3 separate regions of the Mus musculus genome follow, and all the other regions are linked to region 2. Evidence: chromatin loops called from intact Hi-C (ENCODE). Cell type or tissue: heart. All regions are shown on one strand. Region 1 holds the start of Gm25232 (a small nucleolar RNA gene). Region 2 has its middle 14 kb from the start of Ptpdc1. Region 3 has its middle 6.8 kb from the start of Mirlet7d.

Region 1 (5,000 bases), 68 kb after region 2:
GCACCCTTGATAAGCTCAATGTGTCCAGAGGGAAGCCCGATGCTATTCATCAGAACCCAGGGCGAGCGTCTAAGAGGCAGTGCCGAGATCTTCCAAGCTGTTGCGAAAGCTTGGGGCGGCAGACTAGTATAGAAAGGACCTGGATGCCTGCAGGCCTCCCCGGCTGCTGCTCAGGCTCGACCTTAGCCACTGCTGCTCACCCTCACTGGTCATGGCTGCAGCCCATGTGTAGAAGACCTCCTCCCCAGACACAGCACTGTTGGGGGCTGGCAGTGCAGCTTGATGGAAGAAGTTAGGTAACTGGGGCCGTGTCTTTGGAAGAGATAATCGGGACTGTAGACTCCCTCTGCTTCCTCCGTCTCTGCATCCTGTATACAAGGTGAACGGATCCTCTTCCTCCCCTCCTCCCACTGCGGGACTGTGCTGTGACAGACCCAGCTAGTGAGGCTAAGTCCCCAGAGATAGAAGAAGCCTTTGAACCGTGGACCTTTTGTCCCATAAATCTTTCTTTAAAATAATCCTGTCAGATATTTTTCTCCCAGCCATGGAACGCTGACAACAGCATGACTTAAAAATTTTTCCAAGTCTCTTATTTAAGAAAAGACAGCTGGATTCTCACGGCTAGCTGCCTCTTCGTGCGATCTGTGAAGAGTGTCACATGCCACACTGCAGCTGGAGAGTCCCCCAGTATATTCATGAGAATGCAAAGTTCACATGCTAGCTTAGGCTTCCGGAAACAGTTTGAGCCTTACAGAGAGAGGAATGTAAAGTCCTCAGAATGGGGCTTGGGAGATAGCTTAGTTAGTGCCTGCTATGCAGGTACAAGGGCCTGAACTCTTTCTCCTGAACCCATGTCAAAAGGCAGAGCATGGTGGTGTCTGCTCTCAATTCCAGGGCTGGGGAGGGAGGGATGGGTGGATCCCCGGGTCTCAGTGGCCAGCCAGGTTAGCCCTAATCAGCAACTTCCAAGCCAAGAAGAGACTGTCTCAGACAAAAGGTGGACAGTGACTGAAGAAGAACACCAGAGATTGTCCTCAGAGCATCACATGTCATGTATGCACACACGTGCACGTGTGCCTGTGTGCATACATGTGTACACACACACACACAATGAAGTCTCAGGAGTGCATAACAGTAGAGGATCTCTATAAATCTTCAAAACCAACCCAAGAAAAGCCTTCTACAGAGGAGGTGATACTGGAGGTCGATTCAGTTGGTGAGAAGGGAGGAACAGGGTGGCTCAGCTGTTAAGAGCACTCGTTGCTCTTGCAGAAGACCCAGGTTGGGTCCCTAGCGGTCACATGGTACCTCACAACCATCCACACTTCATAGTTCCTAGGGATCCAATGCTCTCGTAGACTCTGTGGGTTCTAGGCATGAATGTGCTAAAAGGACAAACATACAGGCAAAACATCCCATACACATGAATAAAAAGTTAAAAAATCAATTAAAATAGACAAGTAGCAGTAGAGATCCATACTCTCATCCCATATAAACTTATTAAAAGAATCAAAAAATTAGTGGTTTGGTGTACAGAATAACTCTGTAGGTAGCGAGAATGTATTTTTTTCAATTAATAAACATAGATAATGTGAGAATGCTATAAGAACCCAGCAAAATTTAATATTTGCAAATTTCATAAATGAACTGCTCAGATAAAAGGAAGACATGAAAAAATGAACTTAAAGATCAATGAGATAGTTCTCTGTGTAAAAGCACCGGCTACACAAACAAGCCAAGCAACCTGAGTTCCATCCTTAGAACCCACAGTGGAAGGCAAGAACACAAAAGGTGGTCCTCTGACCTACATGTGTATCATGGCATGCACATGCCTACACACACACACACACACACAAGGCAAGATAACTTTTAAAAAATTCTTATCTGATGAAATACAACTTAAAACTATATATACATTTTTTAATCACTCCACCTATTTGACTAACAATGAGGAATATTCTAGAAAAGTTACTACTGCCCCTAGAGGCATTGCAGATATGGCGGCTGTGTCACATGTGTGCCAGTAGGTGGCAGAGAGGAGAAAGGTTATGTCTATGCTCAATGTTCTGATCTATGGACATCTGAATAATTAGTAGTCTAACAATCCCCCCCCCCCCCAAAAAAAAAGTGAGCCTGAGACCATTACCAGTCTGGCACCAGGGAGCCCAGACAAGGAGCTAGCCTGAGACAATCACCACTTTAGTGCCAGGCAGGCCTGGAAAGACTCACAGGGCAGGAAGCAAGCCAGAGACTAGAAGAACCCCCATTTGAGACCAAGGGTCCCTCAGGAGGAATGAGCCCAAGACAGATGGCCACTTGGGTGGGCAGGAAGAGCTGGCCTGACATGTCCATCAGAATGAGCCTGAGATAGCCACCAGTCTGGCACACCGAGATCTGGAAGGGGCAGACCATGTTTGAGATGACTCCTGCCTGGCGCCATAATGAATGAGCAGGTCATAACACTCCTGAGATCACTCCTGAAACAAACCTAGACACTCGGAGACCTCAGGGGCTACTAAGAGGAGCAAGTAAGAGGTGGCGATATGGAAGAGAAAGAGAAACCGAAGGATGTGGACACAATGAAGAGAGGCTGAGCTGGATACTCAAAGGTAATGAACAACTGACATGAGTAGCTGGCAATGTCATTTGGGACCATGGTGGGGTCCTGGCCTATGCTGACCCTGAGGTCCAAGTCTGGATCCATGACCCTGCAGCAGTATGGATCTGTTACCACCAAAGGACAAGCAGGCGTCCGTGGTCTGGGCTGCCACTAGGAAGTAGTTGCTGTCTGAGAGTTGTGAAGAACTGACCCCACCCATCACCTGGGCTTCAGGGGACAGCTGGGCCTAGAGGCAAGAGATTCTGAAAGATGACTCAGCCCCTAGCCAGCTGCAGTACTTGGGAGAGCAGAGCATTTCGGAAGTTGTGGGTGAGCAGGCTCGGAGGATAAAGGTGTGGGAGAGCTGGTCCTACCACTAGTCTCCCTGTAGTGGTGTGGACTAGGGAGAAATACTCTCTTCCCTTCTCCCCCTTTTCCCCTCCACGTGCTCCAGGCAGGAGAGCTAGCCTAAGGTCATGAGAGCAGGAGAGCTAGCCCTGTCTCCCACCTACTGCAGCAGGTACAGGGGTGGGTGGATTCGGGGGACTTCAGGAGAGATAGGTAGGGTGCATGATGTGAAGGTCACAAAGAATCAAGAAAAAGATTTTTTTAATTTGTTTTAAAATACTGGATTTTAAAGGGAAAGGGGTAAAAATTAGATAACCAGAACTAAAAGGCCAAAATGTACAAGGAAAACAAAGTCAGAGAGATAGCCACCAGATTTGTTGAAAGCAACTCGTGCCAGAAGTGATTATATTGTTAGGGTGTGTGTGTGTGTGTGTGTGTGTGTGTGTGTGTGTGTGTGTGTGACCTGTAATTCCAGCTTTTCAGGGAATAGAGACAGGAGGTCCCCAGAGAAAACTGGTTAGTGTGGCTAGCAAAAACAGAAAGTTCTGGGTTCACCAGGAGCCCCTGCCTCAACAAGTAGGGCAGAGTGACCTAATATAAACTCAAGCTCTTCCATACATGTATGCACGCACACACACATGCAAAACCAGTGCACAAATTCAAACGCAAACATATGCACAGAAGACATTATGAATTCCTGTAGGTCCTATACCTGAGTCACCTTTAACTGTAAGTTTATCAGGGGACAGAAAATTGTACTGAAGACAGTGTATAGATATCCACTCAATGGGAAACTACAGGATTAAGGACCCATTTCCTTCCATAAACAAGACACGAGAGAAAGTTAGAGAGGAATCTACGGATTCCTATGAGAAGAACTTGTGTGGACCTGGCTTTCCTCCTGACATGAACAAACCATCATGGAATAGTGATGCCAATGCCCATGGGAGATCTGGTGATGCCAAAGGAGGTACTACAATTTTTGTTTTTTTTTGTTTGTTTTAAAGATTTATTTACTTATTATATGTAAGTACACTGTAGCTGTCTTCAGACACCCCAGAGGGCATCAGATCTCATTATGGATGGTTGTGAGCCACCATGTGGTTGCTGGGATTTGAACTCAGGACTCCGTGCTCTTAACCACTGAGCCATCTCTCCAGCCCACATTTTTTGTTTTTAAAATAGAGGGAGGGGAAACTGTAATCAAAATATGGTGGCACACACCTTTAGTCTCAGCACTTGGGGTCGGGACAGTTGGGATGGGGTGGGGGGACAGAGGCAAGTAGATCTCTGAGTTCTAGGCTAGTCTGATCTACAGCTCTAGTTTCAGGACAGATGGGGCTACACAGAGAAACCCTGTCTTGAAAAACAGTAGATAAATAAATAAAATAAATAAATAATTTAGAAAGATATGTTGTATGAGAAAATTATCTACATCCCACAAACAGAAATTTAAAAATGAGTTTAGCAGCTGTCTTTCCACCTTCCTTCTTCCTCCTCACCATCTCTCTTACTTCCTCTTTTTTTTGCTCCTTCTGACTTTTAGAGAGTATCTCCCTCCAAAGCCCAGGGTGGCCTGGAACTACCTAAGCCCCAGGAATCCTAAGGTGCCACCACACCTGACTTTTCACTGCGTTTACAAACATCAGGGCGGGATCCAAACTTGAAATTGCAAAGGCAATGCCATTTATCCTACCATCTAAAAGACCAGATGCCAGGACATGAACCCCAGGACCCGTGAACGACCTGTTGTATGAGCTTTGGAGAGGCTGCTATAAACCATCAAATCTCGTGACTTACCAGGAATGCATCCTCTCAAAGATCTGCTCACTTTGTGAGTCTGAGCGGCATGTTAGAAGGGCTGCGGACCCTTCAGAAGTCTCTCACCTTCCTTGGCACCCAGCGTCCGCAGTGTTTGGCTTGTTGCTAAAATACTGATTAGCTCCAGTGTCTGTCTCCATAGCCACAATCTTCACGCCTGTCTTCTCCACGGCCCTGTCCCTCTCTCTCCTGGCCCCTTCCCCTCTTCCTCATACATGAGCTCTATGGCTGT
Region 2 (5,000 bases):
TATAAGAACGTAGAAAGGAAAGGGATACATTCTAGACAAAAGAGGAGCCAGGCAAAGGCCAGAGAGGCCTTGGTTTCTCTGACAGAGGCCAAAGTTTACACAGCTAGGTATAAAGACTGGGTGAGGTGAAGATGGGAAGAGGAGTCAGGAGCAAGATCACGAAGCCCCTTGAGACCACCCTCAGGAGTTTAGACTTGTGATAAGTGTGGGGGAAAAGTTAAAACATTTGTAGAGGGAGTGGCATGGTCAGCAGTATATTTAGAGAGTTTGTGTGTTAAACAGACCAAAGCAGTCAAGGCTAGGCAGAGGGCTCAGGCAGGCTGGTGCAGTGACCTCATGGGGGTCTGGCACAAAACTGGGGAACAGTTTTTTTACTGTAACGAAAGTGTGGAAGACCATGTTAATCCAAGGGTTCTGAAGAGGTCCAATCTGCAAGCCAGGTGGCCAGGAGGCAGAGGGGAAAGGATGGGGGATGACTCACAGCTTCTCACTGAGGCTGAGGGAGCGACTCGGGTGGTGAATGTACTCAGGAGAAGCACTCTGCAGGTCAAGAACTGAGTGCTAGAATGTTACACCAGGTCACAGTCTCGGCCCTGGGAGGTTCCTTTGGGATAAGTAGAAAAGTATCCCACAGACTTAGAGATTCCTAAAGCACTGGAGATCTTAGATGGATAAAAATAAAGCTATTGTTATTATTAATACTGAGATCGTCGACTTATTGATAGTATGAAACATATTTTGCATCCAAGGGTTGGAGACGGTTAAATCAGCAAAGTAGTTACCACCGAAGCATGAAGACCCGAGTCCAGATCCCCGGAACACGTGTCAGAAGAATCTGTAATCTCAACACTGCGGAGGAGGAGGAGGAGCCGGGCAGAACCTGGAGCTGCCTGGCTAGCCAGCCTTGCTGGGTCAGTGAGGGACAGCCTCAAAAGTAAAGACCAAAAAGATGAAAAGTGATTGAAGAAGACACCCAGTCTTGACCTCCGACCTCCACATAATGTGCACACACATATATGCTTACATGCACATTTTAAAAATTAAAAATTGTAAAAATCAGAAGATACTTTGTATCTATAGGGTTTTTGTTTTTGTTTCGGTTTTGGTTTTTCGAGACAGGGTTTCTCTGTGTAGCCCTGGCTGTCCTGGAACTCACTTTGTAGACCAGGCTGGCCTCGAACTCAGAAATCCACCTGCCTCTGCCTCCTGAGTGCTGGGATTAAAGGCGTGTGCCACCACGCCCAACTGTATCTATAGGTTTTTTAAATTTCATACTCTTCCAACCAAATGAGAAATTGCAAAGTCTAAATTATAGTTTAAGGATTACCATATGTCATTTAAACCTTCGTTTTGCATTCAATCATGCTCTAAAACTCCTAAGATAAAGATCACTCCTAAGGACACTATAGCCCAAGAATACTTTTCACAGATGAACACGTTTCCAGTATTATGTCCAATGTCACTTGTTAGGGAATTGCCCCCCACATTCAACTTAAAATCTTGTCTCATGGGCCCATTCTTTCTGGTTCTGGTCCTCACCAGAAATAAAGTCTCGCTGTTAGCCTGTAGGATAATGCAACTTTAAACCTGCAATTTCACTCTCATACATATGAATGAAGAATAAAAACTTGAGCTGCCAAGAGATTTTCAGGCTTTAAATAATAACTTACATTCTTTACTGCTCTGTGTGGGGATTGAGAACGTTCAAGGGGTCCAGGGTCTTGTCTTGACACTTTGGGCTCCTGTCTATGCCCAGAAGTACTCACTCGTATCTTCACCGATTACTTCTTTATTATAGCTACAAATATGTTGACATATAATTTGACATCAAGGATAGAAAAGAAGTTGGCTCTTTCCTTTCCCTTGGATGTTAGTCTCTCGTAATGATCTCTTGGATCATCTCTCTATGATTTGAAGGTTGAACATGATCAGGTTAGTTAAACTCCTTAGTCTAGTTTGCATTTTTACTAGCTTCTCAAAGATATGAATGGGGAGTTGATGACTTGAACAAAACCAGCTTTTGCTCATTAAAGGGTAAGCGAGGAATACTATTTTATTCTATGTGCATTGGTGATTTGACGGCATGTATGTCTGTGTGAGAGTGTTGGGTCCCTTGGAACAGGAGTCACAGAGCTGTGAGCAGCTATGTGGGTGCTGGGAATTGAACCCAGGTCCTCTGGAAGAGCAGCCAGTGCACTTACGCACTGAGCCATCTCTCTAGACTCGCAAGGAATATTTTTAAGTACATACTTACCAGGCTCGCTTTAGAAGAGCTAATAATGCTACAAGCAACTATGATTTCATAAAAGAGAGAATTGGGAGATTTACAAGGTTAAATATGAAAATGTGTTTCCTTTTAAATGAAACCAAATAAGCTTATTAACTGAGTTAATCTAGTTAGAAAAAAAGAAGTAAAGTACACATTTTTACCCATGCTATTCAAAAATGGGTGCATAAAGAGAGGCAGATGATCAATGATACTCAGTAAAAGTTGGAGGCTGTTTGATGAATACTCCAAATAGCAGAGATGGAGTCTAAGACCTGTTGGTGCAATATGTGCAGTGACAGCTGTGAGCCACAAGGTGGTGCTATTCTCAGACAAGAATCCAGTTGGCCCAATCTTACCACTCTTGTTTAGATAGAGCATTCTTCCTTTAGGAACTCAGCCTTGAACTTCTCAAGTTCTTAAGAATTATTTTACATTCATGTTGTTACTCCTTTGGCCTGGGATCTTTCTCACTTTTTCCTCCCTCCATCTCCTTTCTAGCTCACATTTATTTACCTCATCACCTAAAATACATTTCCTTAGAAAATCTTATCCCCTTGGAATAGGTTTGCTCCCATAGCACACACCACCAGAACACTTAGTCCTCAGATAACATACATATGTATGTGTGTGTGTATATATTAAACATGTTATATATAACGTATTATATATAATGTATTTATGTAGACTATATTATATAGAATTATATAACATATAAATGTATTTTATAAAATATATAAAATATTATTTATATATTAATATTATATGTGTGTGTTAGACTTTCTATGTAACTCTGGCTGTTCTGGAACTATGTACACCAGGCTGGCCTCGAACTCACAAAGATTCACTTGCATCTGCCTCCCAAATGCTGGGATCAAATGTGTGTGCTACCATGTGATTTTGTACTTCAGAAATTTCTTTTTTATTGAAAAATAATTTTATTTTATGTATATGGATGTATTACCTACATGTGTCTGTACACAACTTGCATGCCTGACACTCTGGAGGTCAGAAGGGAGAGCCATACCCCTGGAACTAGAGTTTCAGAGTTTCAGACAGTAGTGAGCTACCATGTGGGTTCAGCTGGTAGGAGTGCTTGCTCCCAAGCCAGAGCTGAGTTCAAACATCAGATCCCATGTAGAGGAGATGGAGAACTGACACCCACAAGTTGTTCTCTAACTCAGTAACATATAATTAAGAGTAATTTTTCTAAAAATCAACTTAATGCCAAGCCTGGTGGCACATATCTTTAATCCCAGTACTCAAAAGCTGAGACAGGCAGATTTCTGAGTTCAAGGCCAGCCTGGACTACAGAGTAACTTCCAGGACAGCCAGGGCTACACAGAGAAATCCTTTCTCAAATACCTTAACCAGCTGAGCCAATGTGAGCAGCTCCTGGATGACTGGTTCTCCCTCCTCCAGGGAGACTGATAAAATCTTGCATTGTGGCAACTGGTAACAGCAGTCAAGAAGCCCAGAAAGTGCATAGTGACATAGTATCGATTTTTCAGTAACAAAAGTAAGTCTAGCCCCAGAAAGCAAAGGCCAACCACACCACCCTTCTGAGGGCTATGCAACAGACCAAGTAAAGGAGGGGAGATATGAGTTCTATAGACTTGATCAACCCAAGTGCTATAACCTTTATGTGTCCTCTGGGCTTCAGAAACCATTCTGCAATCACTGTCTATATGGGCACTGACCCTACACACGCTGAAGACAGGCACTTGAGCAGGGGCCTCAGTACATTTAGGAGCCTAAGAAATGATAGAGAAATCTCAGCTGGGCGGTGGTAGTGCACGCCTTTAATCCCAGCACTAGGGAGGCAGAGGCAGGCAGATTTCTGAGTTGGAGGCCGGCCTGGTCTACAAAGTGAGTTCCAGGACAGCTAGCTACACAGAGAAACCCTGTCTCGAAAAACAAAAACAACAAACAAACAAACAAACAAAATAACCAAAACAACCCCCCCCCCAAACAGAAATCTCTTTTCTGTTGCTGTATCAATCTGTTGCTGCATCAATTATTTCAAATTTGAAGGCTTAAAACAATCGTCTACAATCTCACAGTTCTTCACTCAAGGTCTGGCTTAGGGGAACCAAATGTTCGAGACAGTTTCCACCTGAAGGCTCTGGGGAAGGGCCAAACTCATTCTGGATGGTAAGAATTCAGTTCCTTCCAGCTGCAGGACAGAGGTCCTGGCCTTTTGCTGGGCTTTAGCCAAGTATTGTTCTCAGCTTTTCAAGGCTCCCTTCATTTGCAAGGCAAATCCAGTGAGAGATTCTCACTTTGGTCTTTGAACTTCTGATCCTTGCAACCACTACCAGTCAGAGATCTCTCTACCTTTGAAAGTTTCCTTTGATTAGGCCAGGCTCATCCTGATTAATCTCTTTCTCTTTCTTCTTCTTTTTAAAAAATTACCTCTTTATTTTTATTGCATGAATGTTTTGCCTGCATGTATGTCTGTTTGGCACTTATATGCCCAGTCCCCATGGAGATCAGAAAAGGGTGTCAGTTCTCCTGGATCAGTAGTTACAGGTGGCTGTGAGCCACTTCATGGGTGCTGGGAATCAAATCTAGGTCCTCTGCAAGAGTAGCCAGTGTCCTTAACATCTCTTTACCTCTAAATTCTCTTTCTTAACATTAATTTTGACATATTGCAATTACTGCTCTAGAAATGGTAGTGAATTCTGTCAAGTTCATAGTCCCAAGGATTATATAGGATGTGAACATGAGCATA
Region 3 (5,000 bases), 110 kb after region 2:
AACACACAAGTAGTCGGCCTTATTTACTTTTCTACTGTTGTGACAAAGCACTGTAACCAAGCAAGAAGAACCAACTTAGAAAGGGTGAGTCCATGACCATCATGGCAGCAGGCAGGCATGGTGCTGGGGCCCTAGCTGAGAGCTGACACTTTGAGGCAACCACCATGAGATACGGTTAACTGGGAATGCTGTAAGCTTTTGAAACTCAAAGCCTACCCACAGTGACACATCTGAAAAATCACACATGGGGCTTATACCACTCCTGTTGTCCCCATGTTTGTGTTGCCCTCAGAGCTGGCACTTCTAGGAAGGAGTGTGCTGAAACTTTAATGTTTTCAAATTCTATTTTTATTTATATGGGTACACTGTAGCTGTCTTCAGACACACATCAGAAGAGGGCATCAGATCCCATTACAGATGGTTGTGAGCCACCATGTGGTTGCTGGGAATTGAACTCAGGACCTCTGGAAGAGCAGTCAGTGCTCTTAACCACTGAGCCATCTCTCTAGCCCCAAAAATCTTATTTTTAATGATGGTTCTTAAATGCTTTAACCTCCCTTTTAGCCCTCTCCCCCACCCCCCAGGTAGTGGAAAAGAAAGGATACAGGAGGGGGCAGGGAAGCGGACCTGTTTAGAAAGGTTCTTTGGGGCACCTTCTGTCTGTGTTGTCTGGAAATCGGCAGTTTAGTTTACAGGTTAGTAGCAGCAGCAGCATCTCAGTTCACTCACAAACACTTCATGGATACACCAGCAGTCCAGTTTGGTAGAGTCAGGATAGCAAACACTCAGCAGCTGTGGCACTACCTAGCAGAGACAGCTAGGCCTCAGCCTTGGCTCAAGTCAATGGCGAGAAGCCAGGAGAAGTTCTGGGCTGTGCCTCTCTTAGGGAAGTGATGATCAGTGAAGACACTAGGCTCACAAGCATTGCACAGCTAGCTCTGTAAGCAAGCCAAGCACAGCCTCTGCTGCATGGAGTCCTATTTATCCTCTCTCCAAACATCGAGTGTCCTCCACAGGTTTTGCCTCAGCACCTGTGTTGTCTCAGCTGACATCACTCTGCCAATTAGCCCACTTTCAGAAAGTGGCAAGAAACTGCAACACACCACCAGAAGTTTTTTGGTGTGTTTCTCTCAATGAAGTCCTGACAAATGCAGCTCAACTATGCAATGTAAGGTGGACCAATGCATGGGTGTAGTTAGCAAAGAATTCTTCCCTTTCATGTGCTTGCTTTAGCAGAATATCCTCTCTCCTTTGTCTGCTTCAGGGAAACTTCCTTCAGGAGTCTGCCTTAGCCTGTCACACCTGTGTCTACATTAATGACATGTTCCTTCATGTGCTTGCATCAGGAAAACATCATCCACCTGACTTTCCAAAGAACTCTTAAGTTTCCACTTCAGAGTGCTTTTTTCAGAAGCCCATTTTGCTCAGAATTCAGTTGAAGTAGAAGTACAAGATACAAGAGTACATATTAGCAAAGTATTAAGATACAATGTTATATAGAAGTATTAGATACAAGAACATACATATTTAGCCCTAAAGAGTATATATGTATGTATATATTCATTGTGCCCCCTGTCTGCAAGAGTTGAGTCCATTGTTTTTCTGTGCAATCTAATGTAAAATACCTAACTAAATGAATATACATCTATGATCCCAGTTCTTGAGAGGCTGAGGCAGGAGAATTTTAAATTTGAGACTAGCTTGGTCTGGGTGACATACATAGTAAGATCTTGTCTTACAGAAATGAGACACACAAATGTTATACATGCATACACACATGTATGTATGTACATATTTTAGGGTTAAATACTCAGAAAGTTGAAAAGTTTGTCAGGGTAATGGGCAACAACACTTAGCACATGCTCTCCTGGAGAGGAAGTCTTGAAATGCTTTAAATCTGGCCAATCTGTCATGGACCAGTATTGCCTAGTAGCTCTTAAATCTATTTTGGGAGCCTTGAGCTTGCTCATCTGGATCATAGCTGGCCTTGAGCTAGTCCATTCAGTGTTCTTCATGTCCTATCCCTGGACCACTAACCTCTTGCCAATCAGACATAGAGCATATGGCCACTGGTTCCAATCTCCTATGGAATTGGAGAAACTTTTTTTTTTTTTTTACTCCTGTAAGATCTCAATGCGGAGGGCAGTGAGAGAAAGAGTAAGAAACAAGATGCATAGGTTGTCATGTGACTTCTAGTACTAGCCTACTCTTCATGGGTGGTTCCTTCTTTCACTTTTTTCTTTCTTTCTTTTTTATTTTTATTTTCAAAGACAGGGTCTCACGGTGTAGCTTTGGTTGTCCTTGAACTCATTATGTAGACCGGGCTAGCTTCAAACTCATAGAGATTTGACTGCATTTGCCTCCCAAGTGCTGGGATTAAAGGCGTGTGACACTTCATCCTGTTCTCTATCCTCACTGTAATTACACTGGAGGACCAGTGAGAGAAACAGGGGAAGGCCCATGGCAGCTGGCACTGGCAGCTTCTCATAGGAGCCACCTCTTGCACCTAGCAGAAAGAAGGAATAGCCAAGACAGCCAGAGTCTTCCTGTTGCTTTCGAGGGCCTTGGTGTGACCTCCTCCTTTGGGCTGGCTCTGCTGTGGTCATGAAGGAGTTCTATGACATTCACAAGTCTGCCATTTTGAAAGAGACAAGGAATATTGCCTTTTGGGCTCCATGCTGATACTGCTGTGAGGGTTTATGAAAGGTCTTGTGAAACACTGTCTACTAGAAATATAATAATGTGAGCCACATGTGTAAATTAAATTTCCTGGTAATTGCATTTTTACTTTTGTAAAGAGTACAAAGAAAGCAGGTGAAAATAATTTTAACTGCGTATATACAACATTAATTTCCACATATAATCAATACTAAGCACTAATTAGACGTATTAAGCTCCTTTTTAATACTCGGTTTTCAAAATACCATGTGCGTTTTATGTGGAAAACAACCTTAATTAGAAATAGTCCCATTTCAAGTGCTCAATGGCCCTTTATGTGGCTAATGGCTTCCTCATTGGACAGATGTAGTCGCAGATTGGACTTTCAGAGAACAGAGCCATGCTGCCATCTGGTGGTTATTTAGTTAAATAGCATCCATGAGCCACTGCAACTGCCTGGTCCTCAGCCCGCTGGGAAACTTCCTTCTTGTGCAAATCCTCAGGAACAAAAGTATCTGCAGTGCTGTGAAGCTTGCAAGTGAGAAGGCTGTAGGAATGAGGAGGCGTTAGCTAAGAGGACAAAAGATATGCATGCCCTCAGGGAACCCCATTCCAGGGAGGCCACAAACACCCTCACCTAGCCCATGCTCATCACCTAAAATATTTCTTTGTTTTTGCTAATAAATACCACCATGTGACAAGTCTCTCTTGCAGCCCATCCCTAACTGCTGAGCTTCCTGTTAGTGAAGACTCACAAGCAGAGCTGTGAGAAGCCAGGGAATGTCGTCTTTACATGGGGAGATCTATTTGTACAATAGTAGTGTGTGTGTGTATGTGTGCGTGCGCGCGCGTGCGCGCTCATACACGTGTGTATATGTGCCTGTGAATTCGCTCATGGAGGCCACAGAAGCTCAGTGTCCCATTCTATCACTCTTTGTCTTACTTTTCTTTTTTTAAAAAAGATTTATTTATTACTATATCTAAGTACACTGTAGCTGTCTTCAGACACACACCAGAAGAGGGCATCAGATCTCATTACAGATAGTTGTGAGCTACCATGTGGTTGCTGGAATTTGAACTCAGGACCTTTGGAAGAGCAGTCAGTGCTCTCAACTGCTGAGCCATCTGTCCAGATCATCTTATTTCTTTAAAACTTGGTTTCTCAGTGAAATCGGAACTATGTTGCTAGCCAGCAAGCCCCCCAGTCTCTGCTAGGGTATACTCTGCAAGTGTAGCCCTATCCAGATATTTTACCCAGATGCTGTGGATTTGAACTCAGGTCCCCATATTTGTGCAGCAAGTGCTCTTACCCACTGATCTTTTTCTCCATCTCATAAAATAGTTTCATAAATGGATTTGTTGGGCCCAAGGATAGGTGCATCAATAATTTTTTTAATTTAAAAAATCAGCTTTATTTAGATATAATCTGCATACAACAAATTTTGTAAGTGTACAGTTTGATTAATTTTGCCAAATGTACACAGTTATGAAACCACCACCACAATCATACCATTTCCATCACTTTCAGAAATTCCCTGTGACTCTCAGCGTTCCCCTTCCTATCTCTGGCAAACACTAATTAGTTGTTTTGCTTACACTGTGCCTATCTCCCTCCCTCTCTTACTCCCCACTTCCCTTCCCTCCCCTCCCCTCCCCTCCCCTCCCCTCCCCTCCCCTCCCCTCCCCTTCCCCTCCCCTCTTCTCCCTTCCCCTCCTCTCCCTTCCCTTCCCCTCCTCTCCCCTCCCCTTTCCCTTTCCTTTCCCCTTCCCCCTCCCCCTTCCCCCTTTTCCCTTTCCCCCTTTCCTTTTCCCCCCTTTCCCCCTGTTTCCCCCCTTTCGCCCTTTCCCCCTCTTTTTCTCCCTTTCCTCCTCTTTTCTCCCTTTCCTCCTCTTTTCCCCTTACCCCTTCCCCCCTTTTCCCCCTTCTTTTTCCCTCTTCTCTTTCCCCTTTCTCTCTCCCCTTCTCTCCCCCCTTCCCTCTCCCCCTTCACTCTCTCTTTCCCCTTTTCTCTTTCTTTCCCCCTTCTCTCTCTCCCCCTTCTCTCTCTCTCCCCCTTCTCTCTCCCTCTCCCCCTTCTCTCTCTTCCCCTTCTTTCTCTCCCCCTTCTCTCTCTCCCCCTTCTCTCTCTCATCCCCCTTCTCTCTCTCCCCCTTCTCTCTCTCCCCCTTCTTTCTCTCCCCCTTCTCTCTCTCCCCCTTCTCTTTCCCCCTTCTCTTTCCCCCCTTCCTTTTCCCCCTTCCTTCCCCCCTTTCTCCTTCCTTCCCCCTTCCCCCCTTCCCCCCTTCCCCCCTCCTTCACCCTTTCTCCCTCCTTCCCTGCCTTTTCCCCTCCTTTCCCCCCT

Evidence for each region. A loop is a pair of places that touch in the nucleus more often than their neighbours do. Peaks named below come from ENCODE experiments on the same cell type or tissue, not always from the same donor. Only the 100,000 strongest peaks of a DNase experiment are listed, where the experiment ranks them.
Region 1: a loop joins it to region 2, with 4 times the contacts of the local background. A loop is called at or near these places in 15 of 42 quality-filtered maps.
Region 3: it touches region 2 in a loop (9-fold over the local background); 41 of 42 quality-filtered maps call a loop at or near these places.

The regions. Positions count from the first base shown.
Region 1 is chr13:48,569,358-48,574,357 of GRCm38, reverse strand. It overlaps Gm25232 (a small nucleolar RNA gene), which reads left to right and starts at 1,974; the gene lies at 1,974-2,105. In heart, a CTCF peak has its summit at 1,986 (motif pointing right); DNase peaks (open chromatin) are centred at 307, 2,077 and 2,827; H3K27ac peaks cover 791 bases.
Region 2 is chr13:48,637,361-48,642,360 of GRCm38, reverse strand. No RefSeq gene overlaps it. Among named protein-coding and RNA genes, the nearest start is that of Ptpdc1, 14 kb to the right of the region's middle. In heart, no CTCF peak of the experiment used is centred here; a DNase peak (open chromatin) is centred at 2,570.
Region 3 is chr13:48,526,772-48,531,771 of GRCm38, reverse strand. No RefSeq gene overlaps it. Among named protein-coding and RNA genes, the nearest start is that of Mirlet7d, 6.8 kb to the left of the region's middle. In heart, a CTCF peak has its summit at 3,073 (motif pointing left); DNase peaks (open chromatin) are centred at 851 and 3,081.